2 separate regions of the Homo sapiens genome follow, and region 1 is linked to region 2. Evidence: chromatin loops called from intact Hi-C (ENCODE). Cell type or tissue: HepG2. All regions are shown on one strand. Links, peaks and the distances in the headings refer to the core of each region. The heading gives the core; the rest is flanking DNA.

What was found. Peaks named below come from ENCODE experiments on the same cell type or tissue, not always from the same donor. Only the 100,000 strongest peaks of a DNase experiment are listed, where the experiment ranks them.
Region 1: it touches region 2 in a loop (4-fold over the local background); 3 of 110 quality-filtered maps call a loop at or near these places.

What each region holds. Positions count from the first base shown.
Region 1 is chr10:63,361,794-63,370,131 of GRCh38, forward strand. The region is part of intron 2 of JMJD1C (jumonji domain containing 1C); the gene reads right to left. Among named protein-coding and RNA genes, the nearest start is that of MIR1296, 7.1 kb to the right of the region's middle. RefSeq lists an enhancer at 4,113-4,614. In HepG2, for the core only: no CTCF peak of the experiment used is centred there; a DNase peak (open chromatin) is centred at 4,428.
Region 2 is chr10:63,300,901-63,309,238 of GRCh38, forward strand. The region is part of intron 2 of JMJD1C (jumonji domain containing 1C); the gene reads right to left. Among named protein-coding and RNA genes, the nearest start is that of MIR1296, 68 kb to the right of the region's middle. In HepG2, for the core only: no CTCF peak of the experiment used is centred there; no DNase peak of the experiment used is centred there.

The DNA.
Region 1 (8,338 bases), core at 274-8,273, 61 kb after region 2:
GAAAGCAAAGTCCAAAATTATAGAGCAGAAAAAATTTAAATCTACTTTTAAATGTACTTAATTTTGGAAAACAATTTAAGAGGATATTTAGAATAATGGTTCACTTCCTTTTTTCATGCAACTTCAGAAATACTGGCTTTTTAAAAATCACTAGTTTGGGCCAAGCACAGTGGTTCACACCTGTAATCCCAGCACTTTGGGAGGCCGAGGCGGGTGGATCACCTGAGGTCAGGAGTTCCGAGACCAGCCTGGCCAACATGGCAAAACCCCATTGCTACTAAAAATACAAAAATTGGCCGGGCATAGTGGCACATGTCTGTAATCCCAGCTACTAGGGGTGCTGAGGCAGGAGGATCACTCGAACCTGGGAGGCGGAGGCTACAGTGAGCCAAAATCATGACACTGCACTCCAGCACGCGCAACAGAGTGAGACTGCATCTCTAAAAAAAAAAAAAAAAATCACTAGTTTGAAAGAAGTGTTTACCAATAAAATCAAGAAATTCCTTTTAATTCATAACTAAAGTGTCTTTTATTCATTATCTACTCAACAGCTAATAGTATCAGGTATTCAGCCTCTACTGAATAACTTTAAGTGCACAATTCTTGCCATCAGATAGGCAAAAACTTAGTTGTAAATCACAATAGTTTAAATAGTTCAGTTACACATATATATATTTATTTATATATATATTTATTTATTTTTTAAGACAGGGTCTCACTCTTTTGCCCAAGCTGGGGTGCAGTGGCACAATGACAGCTCACTGCAGCCTTGGCCTCCAAGGCTGAAATGATCCTCCCGCCTCAGCCTCCCAAGTAGCTGGGACTACAGGTGGGCACCACCACACCTGGCTAATTTTTGTATTTTTTAGTACAGGTATGGTTTCACTATGTTACTTGGGCTAGTCTCGAACTCCTGGGCTCAAGCAATCTGCCTGCCTTGGACTCTCAAAATGCTGGGATTACAGGCATGAGCCATCATGCCTGGCCTAGTATATTGTATTTATATATAATTCCTAAAATATGATCAGTGCTTAGAAGACTGAGGATCCCTGACTAAGCATTCATAATTAAGCATGAGGCACTAAAAAGCTATTGAAAAACACTTTGTGAGTGAGAGTGGCTTGGTGAGTATTACTGTAGGGCACTTATTACCAGTATTTATTATTGTTCTTTTCTCAGGGACCTTCACTTTCCCTGAGGTAACAATCCTCTAATCATTTCAGGGGGGACGTAACTGGTTGACATGAAATAAATGGGGCTGAAAGAACCACTTAGAAAAAGGATTTTCATTTAATGCACTTGTCCTATCAGAAATTCTGATGGGCCAAATGTCCTTAAAGCCAGAACCTCTACTGTTCATATTCTTGAGAGAATGTACTGTAAGTGGTGAAGAGGTTAGCTTGCCAACTGTGAGAAGTATGAAGAAAGCACTGGGAGTCTACTTCTCTTCATACAATTCTTTTTTTTTTTTTTTTTTTTTTTCCTGATGGAGTCTCGCTCTGTCGTCCAGGCTGGAGTGCAGCGGTACAATCTTGGCTCACTGCAACCTCTGCCTCCCGGGTTCAAGCAATTCTCTTGCCTCAGCCTCCCGAGTAGCTGGGATTAGAGATGCATGCCGCCATGCCTGGCTAATTTTTTGTTTTTGGTAGAGATGGGGTTTCACAATGTTGCCCAGGCTGGCTGAGAACTCATGAGTTCAGGGAATCCGCCCACCTTGGCCTCCCAAAGTGCTGGGATTACAGGCGTGAGCCACCACGCCTAACCCATACAATTTTTCGATCAATTCCTGCATTATCAGTTCCCACCATCACTTCTACCATGCAAAGCATCTGGGGCTTTGATTTTGAACCTTTCTAAAATCTGCTAGCATTCCCCTCTGATGACATTTAGATTTCAGGTTTTTCTTTTTATGAGACAGGGTCTCACTCTGTCACCCATGCTGGAGTGCAGTGATGGCTCACTGTAATCTCTACTTCCCAGACTCAAGTGATCCTCCCCCTCTGGCCCCAGCCTCTCCCGGGTAGCTGGGACTATAGGTACACGCCACCATGCCTGGCTAATTTTTTTTTTTTTTTTTTTTGAGACAGAGTCTCACTCTGTTGCCCAAGCTGTAGTGCAGTGGCATGATCTCAGCTCACTACAGCCTCCACCTCCCGGGTACAAGCAATTCTCTTGCCTCAGCCTCCTGAGTAGCTGGGATTACAGTAATGCGCCACCATTCTTGGCTAATTTTTGTATATATTTTTTTTTACGTAGAGACTGGGTTTCACCATATTAGCCAGGCTGGTCCTCAACTCCTGACCTTAGGTGATCCGCCCACCTTGGCCTCCCAAAGTGCCGGGATTACAGGTGTGAGCCACTGCGCCCAGACTGTCTGGTTAATTTTTAACTTTTATGTACAGATGAGGACTTACTATGTTGCCCAGGCTGGTCTTCAACTTCTGGGCTCAAGCGGTTCTCCCACCTTGGCCTCCCAAAGTGCTGGGATTGGAGTGGGCAAGGGGTCAAAACAAAAACCTAGTGCTGAGATTACAGGCGTGAAGCCTGGCCCAGTTTTCTTTAATCCTGTTAAATTGGTCACTAATTGACACCCACTCCCTACATTCTAAAAATGTATTTCTATCTTGTGACCATTATCTCTTACTGTTCATCCTTTTTTTGTTGTTGCTATCTTGGTGCGATTTTGGAGGAAGCAAAGATAAGCAGGTTTTTTGTTTGTTTTTTGAGACAGGCTCTCACTCTGTTGTCCAGGCTGGATCACAGCTCACTGCAGCCTCAAACTCTTGGGCTCAAGAAATCCTCCCACCTCAGCCTTCTAAGGAGCTGGGACTACAGGAAGGCACCACTACACCTGGCTAATTTTTTGTATTTTTTGTAGAGATGGGGTTTCACCATATTGCTCAGGCTGGTCTCGAACTCTTGGACTCAAGTGATTTGCCTGCCTCAGCTTCCCTAAGTGCTGGGAGTACAGGCCACCTCACACGTGGCCGAGCACATGTTTTACCAGACAAATTTATCCAAGTCTCACCTAGATCAAACAAAGGGATGAATTACAGGATAATGTGCTAGCTGCTCTCAAATCCCACCATACTACAGCTATAGCAACCTACTTAAAATACAAAATTGATGATTTAATCCAGATAATTTTGGTTCCATGGCTTTCCATTCCCTACAGGAGGAATATTTCCAAAATTCTATTGTAACACAAGACCCTTTATGATTTGATCACCGCTTACTCCACTCCATCACAATTATTCTACCTATGCCAGCTTGGCACAAGACCTTGGGATTTCCCAATCAGGACCTGTTTTCTCATACAACGCCTTCCAACCTTTTTGGATCAGAAAATGCCAATTCAGCATTTAAAATCATAGCAAGCCTCATCCTCCTCTGTATCACTTTTCCTTAGCCAAGCCAGGCACTTCCTCTTCATTTGTCCCATTTTTATAAACTTTTATTCTATAACTGAATGTTTCATTTTCCACTTGTACATCTGTCTCCTTACTCTCTATACCTCCTGAACACAAAAATTTTAGTTTATTCTCATTTATATCTCCAAATCTTAAATTGTCTGATCAGAAGTAAACTAAAATAAAAATTAGGTTGTTTTCCTTTTAAGACTTTTCCTGAAACTAGGTTGATCAAAAAATACAAATGTTTTTCCATGATTATTCTCAGTAAGATTCAGTAATTCAGGCCAGGTGCAGTGGCTCAAGCCTGTAATCTCAGCATTTTGGGAGGCTGAGGCAGGTGGATCACGAGGTCAGGAGTTCAAGATTCAATAATTGGCAAGGTATAAGCTCCACTAGAGGAGAAAAAAAAGTATTATGCTAAAGATGGACTATTTGGGTTCCATTTTCACTCTCAGTTGTGCTACTAATTAAAATGAAAATGTAAACAAATCAATTAACATGATTATCCCAGACCTTTCTTTTCTTACTGGAAAAAAGAGGGCATTAAACTGGATGATGACAATAACACCATAACTACAAGCTTTTATAAAAGTCCTTTATATACAGTGTTAATACAGTGAAAGATCAACCTTATTGAAAGAGGTCTGGCTTCTGCCCTCAGCTACTGGGAAACAATCACTAGGCCTCTGGCATGTCTTGGCTGATACGAGTGTTTTTGTTCGTCTGGGGGCTTTGGCCACTGGACTATCTAAAAATGTGATTTACAATGGGAAGTACCCAGAAGAATTCCATAATGAAATGGGAATGGTCTGTGCAGGAAAATGCTACCAAAGGAACATATCATTATAATGAGCACATAGACCCTACTATATAACAGCACACAGTATGGCTTTGGGCCACAAAGTAATAGCTGTGACCTCCAGAGAAAGGAATAACTAAAGGTAATAGTTTGACATTCTGGAAGCAGCAGGAGACTAAAGGTCAGCCATGTGGGTGGTATGTGATCAAATCCCAATACAAACAATGATCACCAAAGGCTTTGCTGAGATTCCCTGTTTGACAATATTCTGTGAGTACTGTCATACACTGTGATTGAAATGAGCTAATGTTGTCTATGATACCACAGAGAGAGGGCAATCAGAAACTCTACATTTGGACTCCTCCTGGATTCTGCACCCTATGTCTCTCTTCCCTTGGCTGATTTTAATGTGTATCATTTCTACGTAACAAACTATAGCCATGAATATAATGAGTTCTGTGAGTTCTTCTAGCAAATTATCAAACCTGAGGTTGGTTTTGGAATCCCTCAAGCTTGCAGCAATGGTATCGGAAGTGGGCACAAGAATGACATTAACTTGCTGAAGCTGACTCACTGAATGAAGAGAAAGAATGAGGGATGACAAACCTTTGTTTCCTGGATGGTTACAAGGCCACTCATGGTATAAAACTATAGCTGTGCTATAATCATTTAATGGAGGTAAACATTACCAGTGGAATTTACAAATAATAGCTCCAACTACAGCTGTATTACAATCAATTAGTAGAAATAAAAGTTACCAGTGGGACTGAGAAATGATGGATCCAACTCCTGGGTGCCTGGGTCACTGGATACATAAGAAAATGTTACATAAACAATAAATAAAGTTACTATATAATCCCTTGATTATTGTTACCTGGAATAGCGAAACAGAAACGCAAATCCTAATGCTGGGCCAAGCCTGGTTTTTGGCCAGATCCAGTTATAGCCAGTAGTCACAGACCCACTGCCATATGTAAAAGTCTTACCAAAATAACAGGCAATAAAGATTCATAAGACAATGGAGAAAAAGAAAGAGGAGATTCAAGAGACTAGTCCCAGCTGGGTGTAAATCTTTAAACAGTTATTGAGAAATGGGATAAAATATTGAAGCCAAAACAAAGGTCACACTGCAGCACTCTCAGAGGTTGAGTGGACCAATGAGCCCCTGCTGGTCTCCTTCCATTAAAGAGCCCTAAACAAATCTGCTTTATTCACCCTAGTTTTTTTTTGTTTTTGTTTTTGTTTTGTTGTTGTTTGTTTTGAGATAGAGTTTCATTCTTATTGCCCAGGCTGGGGTGCAATGGCATATCAGTTCACCGCAACCTCCACCTTCCAGGTTCGAGCAATTCTCCTGCCTCAGCCTCCCGAGTAGCTAGGATTACAGGCATGCGCCACCATGCCTGGCTAATTTTGTACTTTTAGGAGAGATGGGGTTTCTCCATGTTGGTCGGGCTGGTCTCAAACTCTCAACCTCAGGTGATCTGCCAGCCTCGGCCTCCCAAAGTGCTGGGATTACAGGAGTGAGCTACTGTACCCGGCAATTCACCCTAGTTTGAGGAAACTTTAAAAACTGGAAGGCAAAAATGACTAAGAAAAATCTAACTTCAACTTGCCTAAGCCAATGCTTAGATAAGGCCTGAAGAGAAGACCTAGATTCCTTGCTAGTCCCTAGCTGGGGACCCAGAGTCAAATGCTTTTAAATGGATAAAATAGTTAAGCATAGAGATGTTTCCACGAGAGACCCATGCACAGAACTTACAAATCTGTTGGTGAAGTCCTAACAGGAGCTACAGTTATACTGGAAAGACATAACAACACAAGAGTTTATGGATCAAGGTAAAACTCTGGATTAAAATAAGAATGTCTGAATGTACTTTATGTACAGTAGTGTGTCTCCTTCACCTGAATGCATTATGGAGATATTTATTACGTCTGACTGGCGAATGTTTCCCCTACTTAAACAGAATACATATAAATCTTCCTATCAGGCAATATTTATAGGACATGCTAATTGAAAGCCAGTGAAAATGCCTGAGCCCATCCAAATTAATTTCAAATAGTACAGAATAGAAGCTGGGCAAATTCTTTATACAACAGTCCTGTGTGGAGCACAAGACTGGAGCTTATAGGAAAACCATCAGGATTCTGGACCCAAAAATTTCAATTTGAGGGACAACTAGTTTACTATTGGGCATTAACTGACACTGCTTCTCTGAATCTGAAAACCTGAAATATATATACTGTCCTGGGAAATGTTGGAGAAACATTCTCAGGGGAAAGCAGTACCCAGAAGAGTTCCATAATTAAATTGGAATGCTCTGTGCAGGAAAATGCTACCAAAGAAATACATCATATTCACGAACATGGAGACCTTACTATATAACAGCACATAGGGAAACCAGTCTTAGTACAAGCCTGTGAACTGAGACAAGGTAAGTAGCTTTGTTCTTAAATGACTTGGAACTCAGAAATAACTGAGTAAGGGCCCACTGTAACTATACCTATCCATGATAATATCCAGCATCCAGGTAAGGGTCAATTCTGCTGAGGCGGCATAGCAAATTCCTCTGCAATTCTTACTGATTTGTTCTGTAATAAAACAGCATCACGTTGTGACATAACACACTATGGCATAACAAGTGACACTGTTGCTAAGATTCATTTACCTTATGTAAATAAATCTTTTTTTGTTTTGTTTTGAGACAGAGTCTCGCTCAGCTGCCCTGGCCGGAGTGTAGTCTCATGATCTCAGCTCACTGCAACCTCCACCTCCCAGGTTCAAGCGATTTTCCTGCCTCAGCCTCCCAAGTAGCTGGGACTACAGTAGAGACAGGGTTTAGCCATGTTGGCCAGGCTGGTCTCGAACTCCTGACCTCAGGTGATCTGCCCACCCTCGCCTCCCAAAGTGCTGGGATTATAGGCATGAATCATCACGCCCAGCCCCTTATAGAAATCAATCTTATAATACTGATATTGATCATCTAATGTATCAGGAAATTTAGTTAAAGCCTCCTCAGGGTGTAATAATGATGGAAAATGAATAGCCTAAGGAAGAATTAGTTAACCATCAACTAATTTTTCTTCCTCTTTCTTTCTTTTCTTCTTTCCTTCCTTCCTTTTCTTCCTGTTTTCTTTCTCTTTCTCTCTCTCTTTTCTTCTCCTCTTCTCGTCTCACTCTGTTGCCCAGGAGTGCAATGATGCAATCTCGGCTCACTGCAACCTCTGCCTTCCAGGTTCAAGCAATTCTCGCCTCAGCCTCCCAAGCAGCTGGTATTATGGAAGTGCACCACCACACCTGGCTAATTTTTGTATTTTTAGCGGAGATGGGGTTTCACCATGTTGGCCAGGCTGGTCTCGAACTCCTAACCTCAAGTGATACCCCCCACCTCAGCCTCCCAAAGTGCTGGGATTACAGGCGTTTGCTACCGTGCCCAGCCCATCAACTAATTTCTATGCCAATAGTCCTGCATGAATTTTTCATAAGATACAAAAATAGTGGTAAATCCGGGGGAAAATGAGTAATTAAATTAGTACAAGAAAATGATGTACATAATGGCTTTATAAATTAGATTGACTGTTTATTTAAATGTACACCTATTCAACACTGGCTCCTCCCAATATTAGGCATATTCAAAAAGTTACTACTGCAATGTCTGTCATATAAAACCTAAATGTAGACGTTCAAATATATTCATTTTGCTTTAAGAGTGTAGGCCAAAGGCTAGGGCATAGCCTATACACCAAAGAAGAAAAAGATGCCTGGGCTTCCACCTTGGCAACTGAGAGATGATCTCCAGGGCTCTAGAATATCTTGCTTCTTAGGAGTACCTGCTTGATAGGAGTGTTTTTGTTTGCCTGGAGGCTTTGGCCACTGGACAGTTTAACAATGTGATTTACAATGGGGGCTTTCGACATTCCAGTATCAATTCTGACCTCCAGAAGAAGTGAGAACTAAAGTTATTAGTCTGACCTCCCAGAGGCCAAAGCTACACCTTTCAGCTAGTATGTGATTTTGAGCCCCAGTAAAACTGGAAAATCAAAGACTCAGATGAGTTTCTTCACTGACGAAACTCACATACTGTGGACATAAAAAGATAATGCTGGACATGACTGCACAGGGAGAAGA
Region 2 (8,338 bases), core at 156-8,155:
AAAAGGAATTCATTAAGAGACAACCATCTATAAATGTTGAATATTCAATGTTAAGACCTTGGCATATTTTCTCAGGCTACTGAAGCATATATCCCAGGAAGGGCAATAAAAGAAAATGCATGAGAACCTTTTTTAAGACAGAGTCTGCTCTGTCACCCAGGCTACAGTGCAGTGGCATGACCTTGGCTCACTGAAACCTCTGCCTCCTGGGCTCAAGTGATCCTCCTGCTTCAGCTTCCCCAGTAGCTGGGACTATAGGCATGTACCATCACGCCTGGCTAATTTTTGTTTCTTTGCAGAGATGGGGTTTTGCCATATCGTCCAGACTGGTCTTGAACTCCTGGCCCCAAGCAATCCTCCCACCTTGGCCTACCAAAGTGCTGGGATGACAGGCATGAACCACCACATCCAGCCTCTGAGAATCTTTCTCTCTCACATGCACAGTGTACAAACATTCAAAAATATGAAGAAAAATCCCAATTACCCTTTTACTCTAGGAAGTACACCTAGTTTATCACACAGGCAACAAGTTTTAATGCATTCTTATGTTTTCTTCCAGAGATATGGTATGCATATTCAAGCACACATACATGCACACTTAAGATATAGTTCACAAATAAAACAAATGGCTAATCATTCTCAGCAAACTAACACAGGAACAGAAAACCAAACACCGCGTGTTTTCACTCATAAGTGGGAGTTGAACAATGAGAACACAAGGACACAGGGAAGGAAACATCACAGACCAGGGCCTGTCCGGGGCCTGACAAGGGGAGAGAGAGCATTAGGACAAATACCTAATGCATATGCAGGGATTAAAACCTTGATGACGCAGCAAACCACCATGGCACGTGTATACATACCTATGTAACAAACCGGCACGTTCTGCATATGTATCCCAGAACTTAAAAGTAAAATTAAAAATAAAATAAAACATTTTCACAATGAAGAAAAAACAAACAAATGGCTAAAGAATTCTGTTCTGTCCTACACTTTAAAAAAACTTACTATGACGTGGAAACCAATCCATTTCCTATGAGTACATACAGAACTACTTCATTCTTTTAAATGGCTGGCTGCATTGTATTCCACTGGATAGATGTAAAATAATTTATTAAACTCTTTTTTTCCCTTGAGACAAGGTCTCGCTCTGTTGCCCAGGCTGGAGTGCAGTGGTGGGATCACGGCTAACTGCAGCCTCGAACTCCTGGGCTCAAACAATTCCTCCCACCTAAGCCTCCCAAGTAGCTGGGACTACTGGCATGAGCAACTGCACTCAGTTTATTTAACAGATAGTTAGGCTGTTTCCAGTCTTCTAATACATACAAGAAGAAGCCCTGTACTCAAGTCATCTCCCACAAATGAATAAATGCATGTAGACTGGACAATAAGTTACGAGAAGAAAAATGCCTGAGTAAATGAATATATATAATTAGAAATGCATTCCACAAGCTTTATATCTGTATATACTCATAACCAGCAATGAATGACAGTGGCAGTCTTTCTACACTCTTTTCAAAAACGTGTTCAAAACATTTGATCTTTGCTAATCTGATATTTGAAAAACAGAAAAAAAGTATCCCATTATAGCTTTATCTTGCATGAGAACCATTTATAAGAGGCAAGTTGTATGTTTATCTTCACAGACAGCTAAGACTGAAGAAAAAGTGAAAGACACCTTTACAACATCTTGGAACTATGTTTTTACTTCAATTATGAATAATGTATGAATATAAAAATCTTATGTCAGTATTTAAAATGTTTACCAAGTTGTGACTGTTGCAGTCTGACTACCAGTCCTAGACCCAGACAGTAATTAGTGAAAGCTCTAGCACAAGCTGGACTTAGTAATGAGGCCATTTGTAAGGTCAGGTCTTATTTGGAATTAGCCAAAATTATGGCCTCTTAAAAAGTAGATTCAAGTCACAATCAAATAATAATTACACTTCAGAAACAAACCAACAGTGATAAACATCCACTTCTTCCTAAAGTTTACATACACATATAGAGACTACTTTTTCTGAGACAGAGTCTTACTCTGTTGCCTATCATAGCTCACTGTAACCTCGAACTCTTGGGCTCAAGGGATCCTCCCACCACAGCCTCTCCAGTATCTGGGACTACAGGCACACACCACCACACCCAGCTAGAAACTTTCTCGAAACTCAAAGAAAGTAATAGGAAAAAAATTGTGTTGTAATATTCACTAATTCACTAAGCATGTTTTAATAAAGTTTATTCAATCACTCACTGACTAGTTCTTGAACTAATGATTTAAAACTCTTTGCATCTAAGATCTTTCAACTATTAACCTGACTTTAAAATGCTTGTATGTATTGTGACTCATTGAGGGAAGAGAGGCATTCTTCTAACTTACTGAAAAAGACTCTGCTTGTGCCTTTTTTGTTGATGTTGTTGTTGTTCAGACGGAGTCTCGCTCTGTCGCCCAGGCCGGAGTACAGTGGTGCAACCTTGACTCACTGCAGCCTTTGACTCCCAGGTTCCAGCGATTCCCCTGCTTCAGCCTCACAAGTAGCTGGGATTACAGGCACGCGCCACCACACCCAGCTAATTTTTGTATTTTTAGTAGAGACAGGGTTTCGTCATGTTGGCCAGGCTGGTCTCGAACTCCTAACCTCAGGTGATCTGCCCGCCTTGGCTTCCCAAAGTACTAATATTACAGGCGTGATCCACCATACCCGGCCTGCTTGTGCTTTTAATCAATCCCAGTGCTAAATGACAACCTCACGTATAACGTACATATGTGATTCATATCATGTTATTTCTTGTACTGTTATGTCACTTTGTAAGCACATAGACATTTCATGCATCTAAGATCAATAGCATACAAACTATTTGGATACAGGTTTAAAAAATATATTTTTTATTTCTGTCACAGTAATAGCTCATTGCCCCAGAAAGCCATTAATAATAGCTTGTTATCTTTGCCAAGCAAAAAATAACCAAGATTCTTGTTTATCATTAATATTTCCAGATACTCTAAATTCATACTAAGAGTTTTTCTGATAACAATATAATAGTTTCAGAAGGAATAGTAAGGATATCCCTGAGAAGCCAGTGTCTGTTATGGAACTGATGTTAGAAACAAATACTCTAATGACACTAATCTTACTCTACCTTGAATTACAGTATTAATGGACCTGTCTGAGCAAGGACTTTGCCTTACTTATCTTTGTATTCCTGGCAGTATCTTTCTATCAGAGTATTCTTATAGTTAGTACTATATAAAATATCTTAAATTGTTATGACCTCAAAATGGGACCAAAGACTCAAACTTCAAACTTTTGAAAACCATTAAATATGAATTATAGTTGGTTACTGCCTTAGCCATTATCAGAAATGCAAGCAAAATAACTCATATTGGATATCAGAACGCGTTGGTAACAGAAGTTTGGGCATAAGGCTGTCTCTACTTTTCAGACACAGCCATGCCCAGATTGCTGGCTACATCTGAGAGAATGAGGACTTAAGATTCACAGCCAGGAATTTAAAAAAAACAAAGCAAAACAAAAAACACCAAAAAAACCCAGCTCCCTGTTAAAATTCAAAATGGAAAAGGACTTAAAAAGAAATAAAAGACGTGGGATTTAATTAAACATTCATATTAATAAACTCTTGTTTTTTGGGTTGTCAGGAATAATTCAAAATGTAAGATTACTTTGTCTAAAATGCAAATCAACTTTTAATGTTGGTAGAATCTGTCCCAAGAATAATAATTATGACAATAGTCTGTATAGTAAAAACACTGGGAACTGGGTTGAGGTAGAAAACCTCAATTAAATAAGGCCACAGAAAAGATCAGATGGCAATTGCTTTTACTCTCTTTTAATCTACATGCAAAGTCTAGGAAACTTAAATATAAATGTATATGTATGTGTGTATTTACACACACAGCAAATTGGTAAATAGCCAACTAAAGATTGACTAGGAGGCCAGGCACAGGGGCTCACATCTGTAATTCCAGTACTTGGGGAGGCTGACGCAGGAGGATCACTTGAAGCCAGGAATTTGAGAACACTTAGACAGCAGAGCAAGACCCCATCTCTACCAAAAAAGTATTTTAAAATATAAACCAGGCATGGTGCCATGTGCCTGTAGACCCAGTGACTCGGGAGGCTGAGGTGGGAGGACTCCTTGAGCCCAGGAGTTAAAAGTTGCAGTGAGTGGCTGGGCATGGTGGCTCACACCTGTAATCCCAATACTTTGGGAGGCCGAGGCGGGCGGATCACAAGGTCAGGAGATCGAGACCATCCTCGCCCACATGGTGAAACCCCGTCTCTACTAAAAATAAAACAAATTAGCTGGGTGTGGTGGCACGCGCCTCTAGTCCCAGCTACTCGGGAGGCTGAGGCAGGAGAATCGCTTGAACCCGGAAGGCAGAGGCTGCAGTGAGCCAAGATCATACCACTGCACTCCAGCCTGGCGACGGAGCAAGACTCCACCTCAAAAAAAAAACAAAAAACAAAAAAGGTTGCAGTGAGCTCTAATTGTACCACTACTACACTCCAGCCTGGATGACATGGCAAGACGCTCTGACCCTCTCTCTCTCTCTCTCTCTCTCTCTCTCTCTCTCTGGAGGCAAGGTCTGACCCTCTCTCTCTCTCTCTCTGGAGGCAAGGTTTGTCAGCCTCGACTTCCCAGGCTCAAGAGATCCTCCTACATCAGCCCCCAAGTAGCTGGGACTACGGGCAAGCACCACCATGCTGGCGTGTGTGTGTGTGTGTGTGTGTGTGTGTGTGTGTGTGTGTGTGTGTGTGTGTGTTGAAAGATCTTTCTCAAAGGGATATTGCTATACTTGTATTCAAACTGTATTGTAACGTAAGTAATTTGATTAAAAATCATTTTTCTGATATTTCTTCTGTGTGCAGTGGCACAATCTCGGCTCACTGCAGCCTTGAACTCCTGGGCTCAAGTGATTCTCCCTCCTCAGCCTTCTGAGTAGCTGGGACTATAGGCATGTGCAAACTAATTTTTTTATTTTTTGTAGAGTTGGGGTTTCACATTGTTGCCCACGCTGGAATCAAACTTCTGGGCACAAGCAATCTGCCCACCTTGGCCTCCTAAATACTGGGATTAAAGGTGTGAGCTACTGTGCCCGGTAGAGACCCCATCTCTTAAAAAAAGAAAAGAAAAAGACTTAGTCATTAGTTTATCACGTTTTTTTAATTTTATTTTTTTTTAATTTTCAGAGTGAGTCTTGCTCTGTTGCCCAGGCTGGAGTGCACTGGTGTGATCTCGACTCACTGCAACCTCCGCCTCCCAGGCTCAAGCAGTTCTCCTGCCTCAGCCTCCAGTGTAGCTGGGACTACAGGCGCCTGCTACCACACCGGGCTAATTTTTGTATTTTTAGTAGAGATGGAGTTTTACCATGTTAGCCAGGCTGGTCTCAAACTACTGGCCTCGAATGATCTGCCCGTCTTGGCCTCCCAAAGTACTGGAATTACAGGCGTGAGCCACCGTGCCCAGCCAACAAAGTCTTGACATGACTTTTAGATTAATTTTTGGATCCTATGGTCTCATCAATACAGAGCCTCAAACTCCAGTAACCCACAATTTTGAAGGCTAGAAGTCTAAGATCAAGGTGGTTGTGAGATGAAACCAGATTTATAAAAGAAAAAATGTATGACTGTGACATCACTTAAACAAATTTAATTTTAAAAAGTGTATATATACCTAGGCTTACCTATTTCACATTTTATCTTAAGAGTCTAAATATTTCGAAACTAAAAATATATAAGTACAATGACCTTATTTTTAAGAGTTCCCACTACTGAGCCTGTAGGAAAAATATAAAAATGTTACATATCAATAACCTATTAATAACACCCGATGTATTATTGAGATAACAGACGTTTTCAAAAATTTTCCAAATATTCAAGTAAATACAATGATAAATAAGGTTTATAGGTAGCTTTACTGCCATATGAAACAAAAATATTTATAACATGTTTATAAGGACCAGTATTAAGTCTGGTCAATCATATCCCTCCTTATTTACCAGGGTTAAACGTCCTGGAGTTAACTTCATTTACTTTTTTAAAGATCTTTCTGAAAGGGATATTGCTATGCTTGTACTCGAACTGTACTGTAACGTAAGTAATTTAATTAAAAACCATTTTTCTGATATTACTTCTTAAACATTTATCTCAAAAGAGGTATTTAAAGGCAAAATTTTTTCATTTAGGTATTTTTACAGTGGTTGGTGTCCACAACAAATAATTCTGAGGATTCGTCTAAAATTTCCTAAACTGTCTCTTTAAAAAAAAAAATCTTGCTCCTATTCCAAAAAGCAAGAATGAATGCTGAGATTTACAAAAATAGTTAACAGATTTGCTGAAGCATTTATTTTAAAAACATATATGGAACAACTAGATATTATGCATTTCAGTATATTTCAATGTTTCATCATAAATATCACACATATTAAAAATAAGGCGGACAATTTAAAAGTAGGTTTAGGTTTCCAGGTTAAGATGGCGAATCATATACGTCTATGTAATTTCAGTACCTTGTGAAACCTACTACAAACTACATCAGGAGAAATCTTTAAGAAAAATACCTCATAAGGACAGGGGCAAAGTGGGTAGAAACAGAAAAAGCAACGGCAATTTGATAGAAACCTGAATTCCAGCCTGACAGAGAAGCTGAGAACCAACCCACTGTATGCCATAGAATCTTAAACAGGCATAAGAAATGGTACCACCAGGTAAGACTGGCACTGGGGGCTAAGGAAGTAGAGGGCTAAAAAGCAAAGAGGATTTCAGTGACAGCCATTTAAGAAAAAAAAAATAGATCCTTCAATCCCCTCCATGACTCTGTACTAGGGAGATTCACTGTTTTAGAAGTTTAGTCTCTGCAGAATTTAAAATAGAAGGTCTCAATACAGAGAAAACCCAAGGCCATTTCTGTGCTTCATCATCATATCCAAACCAAAACTGGGAAATCAGGCTGGGCACGGTGGGTCACACCTGTAATCCCAGCACTTCGGGAAGCTGAGGCAGGCGGATCACTTGAGGTCAGGAGTTCGAGACCAACCTGGCCTACACGGTGTAAACCTGTCACTAATAAAAATACAAAAAAAAATTAGCTGGGCATGGTGGCAGATGCCTGTAATACCACCTACTCAGGAGACTGACGCAGAATCATTTGAACCCAGTAGGTGAAGGCTGCAGTGAGCTGAGATTGAGCCACTGCACTCCAGCCTGGACGACAGAGTGAGACTCCATCTCAAAAGAAAAAAAAAAATTGGGAAATTAAATGACTGTATGCATACTAATATCTAACGAACTTCAGCCATTTTCCCCGACTCTGCACCCAGAATTCTTGCAGACAGATCCTTACCATCTATGTAGGAGATGGATTTCTTCCCTGAGGAAAGTAACCAGTCTAGGAGATGATATCTCAAAATTCTAGTATACTGGAGTTTGACCCACAAAATAAGGTTCCCAGATCACCATCAACTAAAGTTCAAAATAGACAAACCCTATCCATCCTAGCCAGTGATTATTTAGTATTTGTGGAAAGCCTCTAAATTTAAAGGGTCCACGAACAAAGACAGAGACAAAAGAATAAGAGCAACATGTAGGAAAAAGAGATTTACACAGACTCTAAAACATTAACAAAACCAAGATTTGTATTACCAGAAAAAGAGTTATTTCGTCTAAGAAACAAAAATAAGCTGCTATAGGAAAAAAAAAAAAACAGTTGGAAGCTTAAAAGGAAACTTAAGGAAACCTCCCAGAAAGAAGAATAAAATGAGAGAAATAGAAATAGGAGAGAAAACTAGAAAGCCAAAAAATAAAATTGAAATGACAACATCCATTTGAGAACAAAAAAAAAAAAAAAAAGAAAGGGAAAACTGTCATCAAAAAGAAAAAAAAACAACAACTAAAGAAAATTTCCCAGGGCTGAAGAATAAGTTGCCAGATTGAAAGGGCCTAACACAACAGATAAAAATAGACACACATAAAGAAATATCACAGTAACATTTCAGAATCTTGGGGAAAAAGAGAAGATTCTATATGCTTTTAGAAAGAAAAAGTGACAAAGGATCAGAAAACAGAATGGCAGAATGGCAGGCTTGGATACTTTTACAATGGTCCATCTTCAGAATAGTAATTTCCAAACTAAAATTCCACACCCGGGGCAAACCATTCAAGAAAGACCAAACAACAACAACAAAAAACCTCAAGCACCATATCTCAAGAAACTACTCAGAATGTACTCCACCAAAACGACAGAGTAAACTAAGAACAGAAGCAAATATTAACACAGTATAAGGAATAAAGTCGCTGGGCACGGGGGCTCATGCCTGTAA